2 separate regions of the Homo sapiens genome follow, and region 2 is linked to region 1. A link is a loop called in an ENCODE intact Hi-C map of the cell type or tissue named here. Cell type or tissue: B cell. All regions are shown on one strand. Links, peaks and the distances in the headings refer to the core of each region. The heading gives the core; the rest is flanking DNA.

Evidence for each region. Peaks named below come from ENCODE experiments on the same cell type or tissue, not always from the same donor. Only the 100,000 strongest peaks of a DNase experiment are listed, where the experiment ranks them.
Region 2: a loop joins it to region 1, with 15 times the contacts of the local background. A loop is called at or near these places in 14 of 110 quality-filtered maps.

Annotation. Positions count from the first base shown.
Region 1 is chr15:76,900,455-76,905,822 of GRCh38, forward strand. SCAPER (S-phase cyclin A associated protein in the ER) reads right to left here and starts at 4,886. Exons shown (of 32, transcript NM_020843.4): 1 at 4,845-4,886. RefSeq lists silencers at 4,462-4,541, 4,562-4,671, 4,682-4,991 and an enhancer at 4,732-5,232. In B cell, for the core only: a CTCF peak has its summit at 3,076; DNase peaks (open chromatin) are centred at 3,097 and 4,997; H3K4me3 peaks cover 1,380 bases; H3K27ac peaks cover 2,657 bases.
Region 2 is chr15:77,028,566-77,033,933 of GRCh38, forward strand. PSTPIP1 (proline-serine-threonine phosphatase interacting protein 1) reads left to right here. Exons shown (of 15, transcript NM_003978.5): 7 at 1-87; 8 at 964-1,009; 9 at 1,937-2,016; 10 at 2,615-2,713; 11 at 3,733-3,829; 12 at 4,297-4,387. Among named protein-coding and RNA genes, the nearest start is that of PSTPIP1, 36 kb to the left of the region's middle. RefSeq lists an enhancer at 4,652-5,289. In B cell, for the core only: a CTCF peak has its summit at 3,020; DNase peaks (open chromatin) are centred at 2,076 and 2,976; H3K27ac peaks cover 2,442 bases.

The DNA.
Region 1 (5,368 bases), core at 316-5,315:
GGGCTGCAAAAAAACAGTGGCCAAGCAGAAAGTGGAGCACCCAAAAAAACAAAGAATAAAGGTGGTAAACAGGGAATGAACACTAGGTCTGGTTGAGCACAAAGTGTCTGAACAAGTTCCTGCCTTGTTCAGAACTGAAGTCTCACTTGTCTTATTCTGCCCTGCAATCCCGGAATATCTGTGGAGATGCCTAAGAATCCTAGAGATGGAAATGTAAAGATGGGCTCAAGTGCCAGAAAAGGCATATCTTTTCTTTATCCAAGTTTGGGTACACAGGTTGTAAAAGAGCAAGGAGTAAATGGCAGACCCAAAGCAGTGAGAAGCCTGCTGGTAGCACTACTCCAAAATATAGGGGCCCATCTAACTGAAGCCAGAATAGTACATCTATGAATTATCCACATATTGGTCAATAAATTGTAGAAAAATTGAGGTTTGCAATCACAGTTCCTCTCCAGGGTTCACAAAGTCTGTCACCCATGTTTTTGCCTTTTCCAACATTTAAGAAAATCTGAGTATTTGCCTTTCTGAGTCTGATACTTTAATGTTGTCACAGGCATACTCAAAAACTACTGTTCACATTTTTGCTAATTGAAAAATATGTGTATTATGGTAAAAATGAGTAGTTTGTAGCCAGGTGTGGTGGCACCCGCCTGTAGTCCCAGCTACTCAGGAGGCTGAGGCAGGAGAATCGCTGGAACCCAGGAGGCAGAGGTTGCAGTAAGCTGAGATCGCACCACTGCACTCCAGCCTGGGGGACAGAGCAAGACGCCGTCTCAAAAGAAAAAAAGAGTAATTTGAAGAGCAATATAGACATTTTATAATTCTAAATTGTTTAATAAGATTTTCAATTCTGATTACTTCTATATATACTGCCATGAATATGTCAACCAAGTTATTTATTTTATCTCATGAATGTGGCATGCTCAATTGAAAATACTGAAACTCTCTCTCTTTTCCAATACTGTATTAAAAGCAGGCCTAATGCATACTAAAATCTTGACAAATTAAATATGATGTCTGAAACCTGCTTCAAAACAATTTAGTGAGGAGGTAACTTTTATGAAATAATATTGCTCATGTATAATATATAGCTAATTTTTGAAATAGATTGATACATAGCAGTTCATCATACTATTCTCTTTTGCGTATGTTTCAAAACATAAAATGAACGTATTACTTTAAGAAGTTATCATTTTAGCAAAACTTTATGAAATCTTTAGTGTTTCATGTCATAGAAGAAAAAGTCTTTCCATAAATAATTTCTAATAATTTTTTTTTTTTTTGAGACGGAGTCTCGCTCTGTTGTTCAGGCTGCAGTGCAGTGGCACGATCTCAGCTCACTGCAACCTCCACCTCCCGGATTCAAGCGATTCTCCTGCCTCAGCCTCCTGAGTAGCTGGGACTACAAGCATGAGCCACCACCTCCAGCTAATTTTTTGTATTTTTAGTAGACACAGGGTTTCACCGTGTTAGCCAGGATGGTCTCGATCTCCTGACCTTGTGATCTGCCCACCTCAGCCTCCCAAAGTGCTAGGATTACAGGCATGAGCCACCGTACCCAGCCTCTAATAATTTTTAAGACTAGCTCCATCATTGGACTCCAGATCTTTTCACTCTTTATATTTCACAAGACCCATAGCCAATCAGTGAAAGCCAAACATGTTTGTGAAAAAGGTTAGCTACAAATGCACCATGGAATACTATGCAGCCATAAAAAAGAACAAAATCATGCCCTCTGCAGCAACACGGATAGAGCTGGAGACCAATGTCCTAAGTGACTTAACATGAGAAAAGAAAACCAAATACTGTGTGTTCTCTCTTATAAGTGGGAATTAAACACAGAATATGTGATTGTAAAAGTCACAAACAACAGGCACTAGGGATCACTAGGCCAAGGGGAGCATGGGCTGAAAGACCACCTGTTGTGTACTATGCTTATGGCCTGTGTGATGGGATAATTGGGACCCCAAGCATCGGCATCAATTTACCCATGTAACAAATCTACACATGTACCCTCTACTATATAAGTTGAATTTTTTTTTAAAAAAAGGTTACCATCCAGCAGAAACTGCAAACAGAATTTTATTAATGATTTAATTTTTGCTATGCCAGCCATTTACAGTTTTCTCTTCTACAATTTCAGAAATGCCAATTCCACAATGGATATCAGATTGTACCCTTACAGAGAATTCTATTAAACTTCCCCCTAAATAATACCCCCACTTTCTAAGTGTTTAAATAACATTCACATGTGATTCCCAAAGAAGTTGTTTATCCTTTAAAACTAGTCTGGGCTGTGGTCAGGTATGAAAGTGAAAGAGGCCAGGTGCAGTGGCGCACGCCTGTAATCCCAGCACTTTGGGAGGCCGAGGTGGGTGGATCATCTGAGGTCAGGAGTTTGAGACCAGCATGGCCAACATGGTGAAACCCGGTCTCTACTAAAAATACAAAAAAAAATTAGCCAGGCATGGTGGTGAGTGCCTGTAGTTCCAGCTACTCAGGAAGCTGAGGCAGGAAAATCGCTTGAACTTGGGAGGTGGAGTTTGCAGTGAGCCAAGATTGCGCCACTGCACTCCAGCCTGGGTGACAGAGTGAGACTCGGTTTCAAAAAAAAAAAAAAGAAAGTGAAAGAAATGACAGAATCTCAAGTCCCTTCATCTTACTTATCTTTAAAACATTCCTGCAGCTAAATGAAGACATTAATGACCTTAATATCAATCTTTTAGGAGTTCTTAAAATACCTATGAAGCACCAATGGCAAACATTTTTAAAGTCTGTTTAGAATACTATATCCTTTGGACCAGTCACCAAAATTTATTTATAAACACATTTGTACAGTACTGCTGATTACACTTCCATGGTTATTTGACCTGAACAACCAAGTGATTAACCATAATGCTATGGTCTGCATGTTTGTGTTCTTCAAAATTCTTGTGGAAATCCTAGTTTCCAAGGTCATATCAGGAGGTGGGGCCTTTGGGAGATGACTGTATTATGAAAGCAGAACCTTAATGAATGGGATAAATTCCCTTATAAGAGGCCAGAGAGAGACCCCTTCACCCTTGCACCATGTAAGGAGACAGCTAGAGGGTGCCATCTATTAACCAGAAAGCAGGCTATCACCAAACACTGAATCATCAGACATCTTGATCTAGGACTTCCCAGCCTCCAAAACTGCAAGAAATGAATTTCTGTTGTTTATAAGCCACTCAGTCTGAGGTATTTTGCTATACCAGACCCAAATGGACCAAAGACACATAGAGTATATTTTTAATGCAGCTCAAGGGAGTGTGGAGAAAGAAGGAAAAGAGCATTTGTTGAGGGCTTACCATGGGCTAGGAACAGTTCTCAATACTTTACAGACACCTAATTTATTACTATCAACAAAATTATGAGGTGGATATTATTCCTACTTTACAGATAAGAAAGGCTCAGAAAAATTAATTTGCCAAAAACAAGGGTTGGGGCTGAGATTCAAACTCAAAACAGTCTGCCTTCAAAGCCATCAGATTACTTCTCCCACAGACAACCTTCCAAATCACATTAAAACTTGACTCTTTGATTGATTAAAAATATTAATTCTTTAGTGGATATCATTCTTCAAGTGGCATAAATCATCTGCAACCAACAAACTTTGAGGAAAAGTCATAGTTAACAGAAATAACAGAAGGGAAAGAGCACCAGTATAGGCCAGAGTGGGACAGTGGTCAGACTACCAACCTTAGGTCAGAAAACTTAACCCCAGATTTACCACTCACCAGCTGGTGATCTAAGGCAAGTAATAACCTTTTGAGCCCCCGTTTCTCCATTCATAAAATAAGTATTACTCCTAGCCCATCCATCCTTCTACCAGATTATTTATGAAGATGAAAAGTTAATGATGAAATTAATCCATAAACTAAGACAAACTATAATTCATATAAGGAATTAGTATCTGTTCGGTAAAATGACTATTAATGAATAGCTATTTTCATGGAAAATAACTTGTCACAACTAGAATAAGAGATGCAGTCCACCAGCAACAGGAAGCTGCTCACAAACAGGCGGCCTCATCTCAGCTGGGGCCCCCTTAACAGCAGCAGGTGTTGCTTACAGGACCAGTTTTGTGCCTGCTTTCTAACAATCCCGTTCCTCCCTGGTGCCGTTCCCACGAACGCGCCTGGAAAACGGTGTAGAGGAAAGGCGCCAAGGAAGTGCTGTTTTGGAAAAGAGCAGCAACAGAGGCAGGAGGCTGGGTCCCACTACTCCCAGGTGCGAGAGGCTCTTCGCCCCTCCAGGCCTCAGCGCACGCATCTGGAAGACGGAGAGGCCATTCCTGCCCCGTTTCCTGGGCAGAGCTAAGATCAGAGTACAGGGAAAGCATGGTAAACCCCGCTGGGAATGACAGATGACGAAGACGATCACCTGTCAAACGAAGGGAGGCTCCTCCAGGGGCCCCTCGCATTTAGACATTCCAGAAGCCTCGTCACCCGCGGCCGGGGCTGCCCCCAAGTGAGGTGACGCGGCAGCCCCCCACTCACCCCTCAGACCGCGTAGTGTGCGGGGTCTCACGTCCCTCACACCCCAGATGAGCCCGCAGGGCAGGGCCCGGACGCGGCTCACCCCAGCCCCCGTCCCGAGGCCTCCGAGGCCGACCTCCGAGCCCTCCCCAGGCGACCGCGGCTCCCCTCCCCCAGCAACGATCCCTGCCCCGCTCAACTCGCACTCCCAGGTGAGGGGAGGGGGTGAAAGGGCGTACCCCGCCGCCATTTTGTCCCCTGGTCCCCGCAAGGCATTCAGACGGCCCGCGCCCCAACCCGGACCCGCCCGGGTCTGCGCTACGCACGCCCCTCGCGGACACTCACCCCCGACCGCCCTGCTTAGTTCGGGGCGGCTCAAAGCGTCCCGCCGGGAAAGGGGCGTGACGGGGCGGGGCAGGGAGGCCTCGGAGAGGCGGGGTGGCTTCCCGGCGCACCACGTGATCTCAGCCGCTGCCGCGCCGCTCCCGGCTGCAAGATCTGTGTTGTCCGCGCGCAGGCGCACGCCCGTTCGCGCCGTTGGGGCGCCCAGGCGGGAGGTGTGAGGGTTGATTTGGTTCGATGTCCCGGCGCGGCGTTTCCGAAGCTGTTTCTTTTCCTAGGTTAAGCTTACACCGCCGCTTTTGGCCACACAGGTCTTTCTCGTACTCAATCTCTTCCCTCCTCCTGCCTTATCACCACAGTCAATCCACAGATTAAGGACTTAGAGACGCGCCTCACAGAAATCTGTGCTGGCGAAAGCACTTGACAGGAGCACGCTGGGCTGCGCTGAACACAACTAGGCCTCCGAGAAGCTTTATCAGGGCCCTTCTGTGTGCCAGGCTTGGAAGGTCGAAGTACAGAGACCTAAC
Region 2 (5,368 bases), core at 250-5,249, 130 kb after region 1:
TACGAGCAGAAGTGCCGGGACGCGGACGACGCGGAGCAGGCCTTCGAGCGCATTAGCGCCAACGGCCACCAGAAGCAGGTGGAGAAGGTGCGCTGGGCTGCTGGGCCGTGTGGGTCGCCCAGGGCTGGGGGCAGTGGGGGAGGCAAGGAAGGGGTGCCGTAGACACCCCCAGGCAAGATCTGCATCTGGGGATGCTGCTTAGCCCTCTCTGACCCCCAATCTCCCCATCTGTGAAATGGGTTTCCTGGAGAGAACCTCAGGCCATGGACAGGCAGGTCAGCTGGATCCCCTTTGCCACCGTCAGGCGGCACTCAGGGACCCATTCCTCGGTGCAGGCCCACTGAGGCCCACAGGGTGATGAGAGCAGACGCCAACCCTCACACAACCTTGGAGAAGGGCTCAGTAGGCCCATGTCACAGAGAGGAAACTGAGGCTCACAGTAAGTGACTTGTCTAAGGTCTCAGAGCCAGGAAGCAGCAGAAAAGGGACCCCCAACTCAGGTGGTCTAGAGCCCATGCTCCTGATGCTGTGGCCCCTAGGCCAGAGTGGGGGTATCAGAGCTCCCAGAGCCCAGGAAACACATCACTCATTGCACAGACAGGAAGGCTGAGGCCCAGAGAGGGAAGTGGCCTGAGGGTGAGCTGGGGGCAGTCAGTCAGGGGCCAGAGCCCAAGTCCCAGCCAGGGGGCTCAGCAGTAGTTGCACCTCTCCTGTGGGTTGTGGTCTCACTCTTCACAGGCATCCTCCTGGGCTCGGTTCCTGTCTTCGTTCTCTTTCCATGGAGCTAGCCTGTGGTCCTCTGTGGGCGGAGGTTGCTTGTGGATGATGGCATCTGCCCATAGTTGGCTCCTGAATGTTCCCCCCAGGGTGGCCGGGGAAGCTTGACAGTCACTTCAGGTCTGCTGGGGTGGGCCCTGGCTCCTGGGGCAGGGGCTTAGCGCTGCTTCCCCTCTGTTTCCTCAGAGTCAGAACAAAGCCAGGCAGTGCAAGGACTCGGCCACCGAGGCAGGTATGTGGGCCTGGCTGCCCCGTCCGACCAGGGCGGAGGCCTGGGCGGTACTCCCCACACACACCTCCTCACCCTGGGGACACACACACTCCCCCTGGCTGCACAATCATGGGCGCGGCGCTCTCATTCCAGATATGTGCCGTCAAAGTAAACGCTGTGTTCCCCCATTCGCCAGCCCTTCTTGGCGCTTCATGTGTTCAGTCCTCACAGCTGCCCTCCGAGGTGGCTGCTGTTACTGTTCCCTTTCTTAACAGATGAGGAAACAGAGGCACTAAAAGGTCCAGTACTTGCCCCAGGTTACAGCTGCATTTGAACCCAGGCCATCGGGCTTCAGAGCCCAGGACTTGTGCACATAGCCTTCTCTGGGCCTCTGTCCTTCACTTGATGCCCGAATCCTACCAACACTCTTGTCCCTGCTGGTGCCCCACCCACCAGACACAGCACCCACCCTCCTCCCTTCCCCTGGGAAGGCCTCTCCCTTCTGCTCTGCCTTTACTGGGACTCAGCTACTCCCTCGGCTGGGGGACAGGTGACCTCCAGAGATCTGGGCACAGAAGTTGTGACCCAAGCCTGTGGGACTCCACCCCTCCTCCAGCGCCCTCTCAGCTGCCTTCTCTGAACCTCAGTTTCCCCTCTGGAAAGTGAGGTGGGGCGCCCAGAGATGCCCAGAGGCCAATACTCTGGACTTGCATATATGAGGCTCCACTCCAGCCCTCAGGCAGCTCAGAGCACAGTTGGGGAGCAGCAGCAGCACCAGCGTGGGTGGCCCTGACGGGCATTCAGATGAGGCCCCGCCATCTGCTAGGGCAGGTCCCATGGGGGAGGCGGGGCTCCCAGTGGGAGGAGGCATCCAGGATGGGACCTGCTGGAGTACAGGGGTGGAGGAGCTCGTGTCAGGGCCCTCCCTGAGGCTGCCTGCGCTTTCAGAGCGGGTATACAGGCAGAGCATTGCGCAGCTGGAGAAGGTCCGGGCTGAGTGGGAGCAGGAGCACCGGACCACCTGTGAGGTGAGTGGCCCACGTGGAGCCTCGTTTTCCCCAGCTGGGAAGTGTGAGACGCCCATCCCTACTCCAGCTGCTTAAAGGGGCCCAAGTGAGGCAGTTGGGGAAGGTACCTGTTACTCACTCGTTTATTCAGCCTCCTGCTCACAGGCCTGTGCTGGGCCCTGGCCCTGTTGCTTGTCGCCTGGCCTTGAGTCCTGGGCCCCTTCGTTGCAGGCAGGCATTCTTCCACCCTCTTTGTTGAAGCCAAAACTGGGACTTGGACTAAACCCACAGCCTCTCTGGGTGCTGCCGATGGACAGGGCCTGGGGAACAGGGCTCAGGACTCCCGTCCGAGGTCCCTCTCACTACCCTTCTGCCTCGGTGTGGTGCAGCCTGAAGGGAGGCTGGGGCAGGGACCCCCTGGGCATCTCCACCTCCCTCCCTGCAGCCTCAGGGCTGGCCCGGAGTCGGGATGGGGACCCCAGGGCACTCTCTCCTTTGGACTGGGCTTCCAGCAGAGAGGGCTGGCCTGGTCAGCTCCGGCTGAGCTGTGAATGGGGCCCAGCCTGGCCGGGCCCTGCAGCCGCCTCCTCACTGCTCACCTCCCTCCCACTGCCCCCAGGCCTTTCAGCTGCAAGAGTTTGACCGGCTGACCATTCTCCGCAACGCCCTGTGGGTGCACAGCAACCAGCTCTCCATGCAGTGTGTCAAGGATGATGAGGTGGGGGCTGAGGGCCTTGGTGTGGGGTAAGGTAGGGCAGCCTCTAGGCAGCAAAGCACCCAGGTCCATCTGAGCCGGTCAACAAGCACCTGGTCCTCTGTGATCCAAGCCTGGCCCCAGGGGTCTCAGGCCTCAGCAGCTCAGCCTTTGCCCCCAGAACCCCAAGACAGGAGCTCAGTACCACACAGGGCCATGGCTTCTCTGCCTGGAAGATGATGACTCTGTGGTTCCCCTGACTTCCTCCTTATGCCTCAGAGCCACAGAGCACCTGCCCCCTCTGCCGGGGATGGGAGGGGAGGTGGACACAGCTGTCAGAGGTTGGCAGAAGCTGGAGGACCGTGGCTGCTCTGCTCTAGGCCTGGTGCTTGCAGGAGCCGAGGCGCAGTCCTTCCTCTGCTCCCCACATCTCCAGGGTGTCCTGGTTCCCCTTACTGAGCCCAACCTGCTGGGTGGGTCCTCCCCAGCAGAGAGGGCCCCCAGCCAGGGTCCCTGAGCTCTGTGGATGGATGCAGCCCAGCACACGGCTCTCCCGGGCAGCCCTGGCCCCCTTGCCTGCTGTGTTTCCTGCCTGACGCTCCTGTCCGGGGCTGTGGGGGTTGATTTTCTTGTTGTTTTTGCCCAAGTGACTCGAGCCCCCTGCTGCCTCCTCGCCTCCTTGAGGTAGAAGGGCGAGCTCTGGACCCACTCTCCTAGCCCCAAGGCCTGGCTGTGCTGCATTCTCGCTGTGACCTTGGGCAAGTCACTCTCCTCTGAGTTTCCTCATCTATCCAATGGGAAAAGTGGGGTCTACCTTAGAGGACAGGTGTGAGTTAAGTCCCTTGCACAGGGCCTTGCACACAGAAGGTGTTCAGGAAACAGGAAGCTGTCAGCCAGGGCCGTGACCCCTCAGGATCAAAGACCCCGAGCCGCGCACAATGGCCTGTGAGGAGGCCGGTGGGTGGGGGCCGCTGGTCAGAGTTCAGGCCCACAGAGGGGCAGAGTGGGCATCGGGCTGCGGCCTCTGCTCTTTCCTGCCCCAGCTCTACGAGGAAGTGCGGCTGACGCTGGAAGGCTGCAGCATAGACGCCGACATCGACAGTTTCATCCAGGCCAAGAGCACGGGCACAGAGCCCCCCGGTGAGGTCCGGCTTGCGGACAGCGCAGCCTCTAGGTGCATTGAGCCCCTGGGAAGGCCCGGCCCTGAGCCTCAAGTGCCAGGACCGGGCTGGGGTAGCTCACAGCTCCCTTCAGGGCAGAGAAGCCCTAGCAGGGGTTGTGGGGAGTTGGGTCCCAGGCCTGCTGCCTCCTCTCAGGCAAAGCTAAGGGCATGATGGCACTCAGAGGAAGAGGTGGGGATGGGGATTGAGGTGAGGAGCTCCCACGGCCCCCACTCCCCGCCTGTTTGGTTCCACTGGATCACGGGTCCAGAATATTAGGTCTTGATGGTACCTACGGTGGGGTCTCTCATGGGAGCAAGACAGGCACCTCCTCAGGCACCAGGATGGGCCAGGGCCAGATTGGGAATGTAGGGCCCCAGCTGAGTCTGGCAGGGCCAGAATGGGGTGTTGGGGGCCGCCCTGGGGCTCACGGCTTGCTGTCTGCAGCTCCGGTGCCCTACCAGAACTATTACGATCGGGAGGTCACCCCGCTGACCAGCAGCCCTGGCATACAGCCGTCCTGCGGCATGATAAAGAGGTGAGGCCCCGACAGACGGAGGGAGGGCCTAAGGCTGGGCCAGGAAGTGGGTCGAGCCCCTCCTCTGCACCTGGCCCTTCCTCGTTCACTGAGCACCTACTATGTGTCTGTATCTGGTGCCCAGTTTAGGTGCTGGGCACTCTGTGGAGACAAGATAGGCTCAGTTCAGCCTATGGAACCCTCAGCCCAAGGGACCCAGACACTAGAATAATCACACCCCAATTATTCACTAGGGGAGGTGCTCCGAGCTCTGGGGAGGCCCCTATGCTGGCTTCCTTGTCCCTGGGGCCTCATGTGAGCCTGGTGCCCTGTCAGGCTGCAGTGGCAACGCTGTCTGGCTGGAGCAGGACTGGGGCATCTGGAGAATTCTCCAGGCTTTTCCAGGGCTCCTTCCCCGGCCTGGCTGCAGTCAAGTGCCAAGGTCCTAGTGCTGGGCCTCAATGTGTGACCTGGGCAAGTCATTCACACTCTCTAAGGCCAGGGCCCTGAGTGTTGGGGTCAGATTCAGAATCTAAGGACTCTCCTGGTTCAGGCCTTGAGTGACGAAGGTGACAGCCCATTGGGAGCACTATAGCCAGCTTAGGGAGCCCTCGTAGCCAGGCCTTTGAGGGAGGCCATGTGCCCTGTGAGCATCCACAAGGGTCTGTGGGTTTCACATGGTGCCTGTGCCCCCACCGCCATGCCACCACTCTTCAGCCACCCTTCAACCAAGAAGGCCCTGCCTCTGGGAGGTAGTGGACTGTGGGGAGAGGCTGATGCAGTTCCCGGCCCTTCCCAAGGACCAGCTCATTCCAGGGCCTCAGGAGCCCCTGGAACTTCCTACTCCTGGGAGGCAGAGGCTCGTGGGAACCACCCGTGCTTAGAGAGGGCACACACACACCCTCTTTGAGAATCTTGTGCAAGCAGTGACCCCAGGAGGCAGCACACCCGCAGCCTCACATGCTACAAAAGCTTGTGAGACAGGCTTCCCTGTGCCTGGTG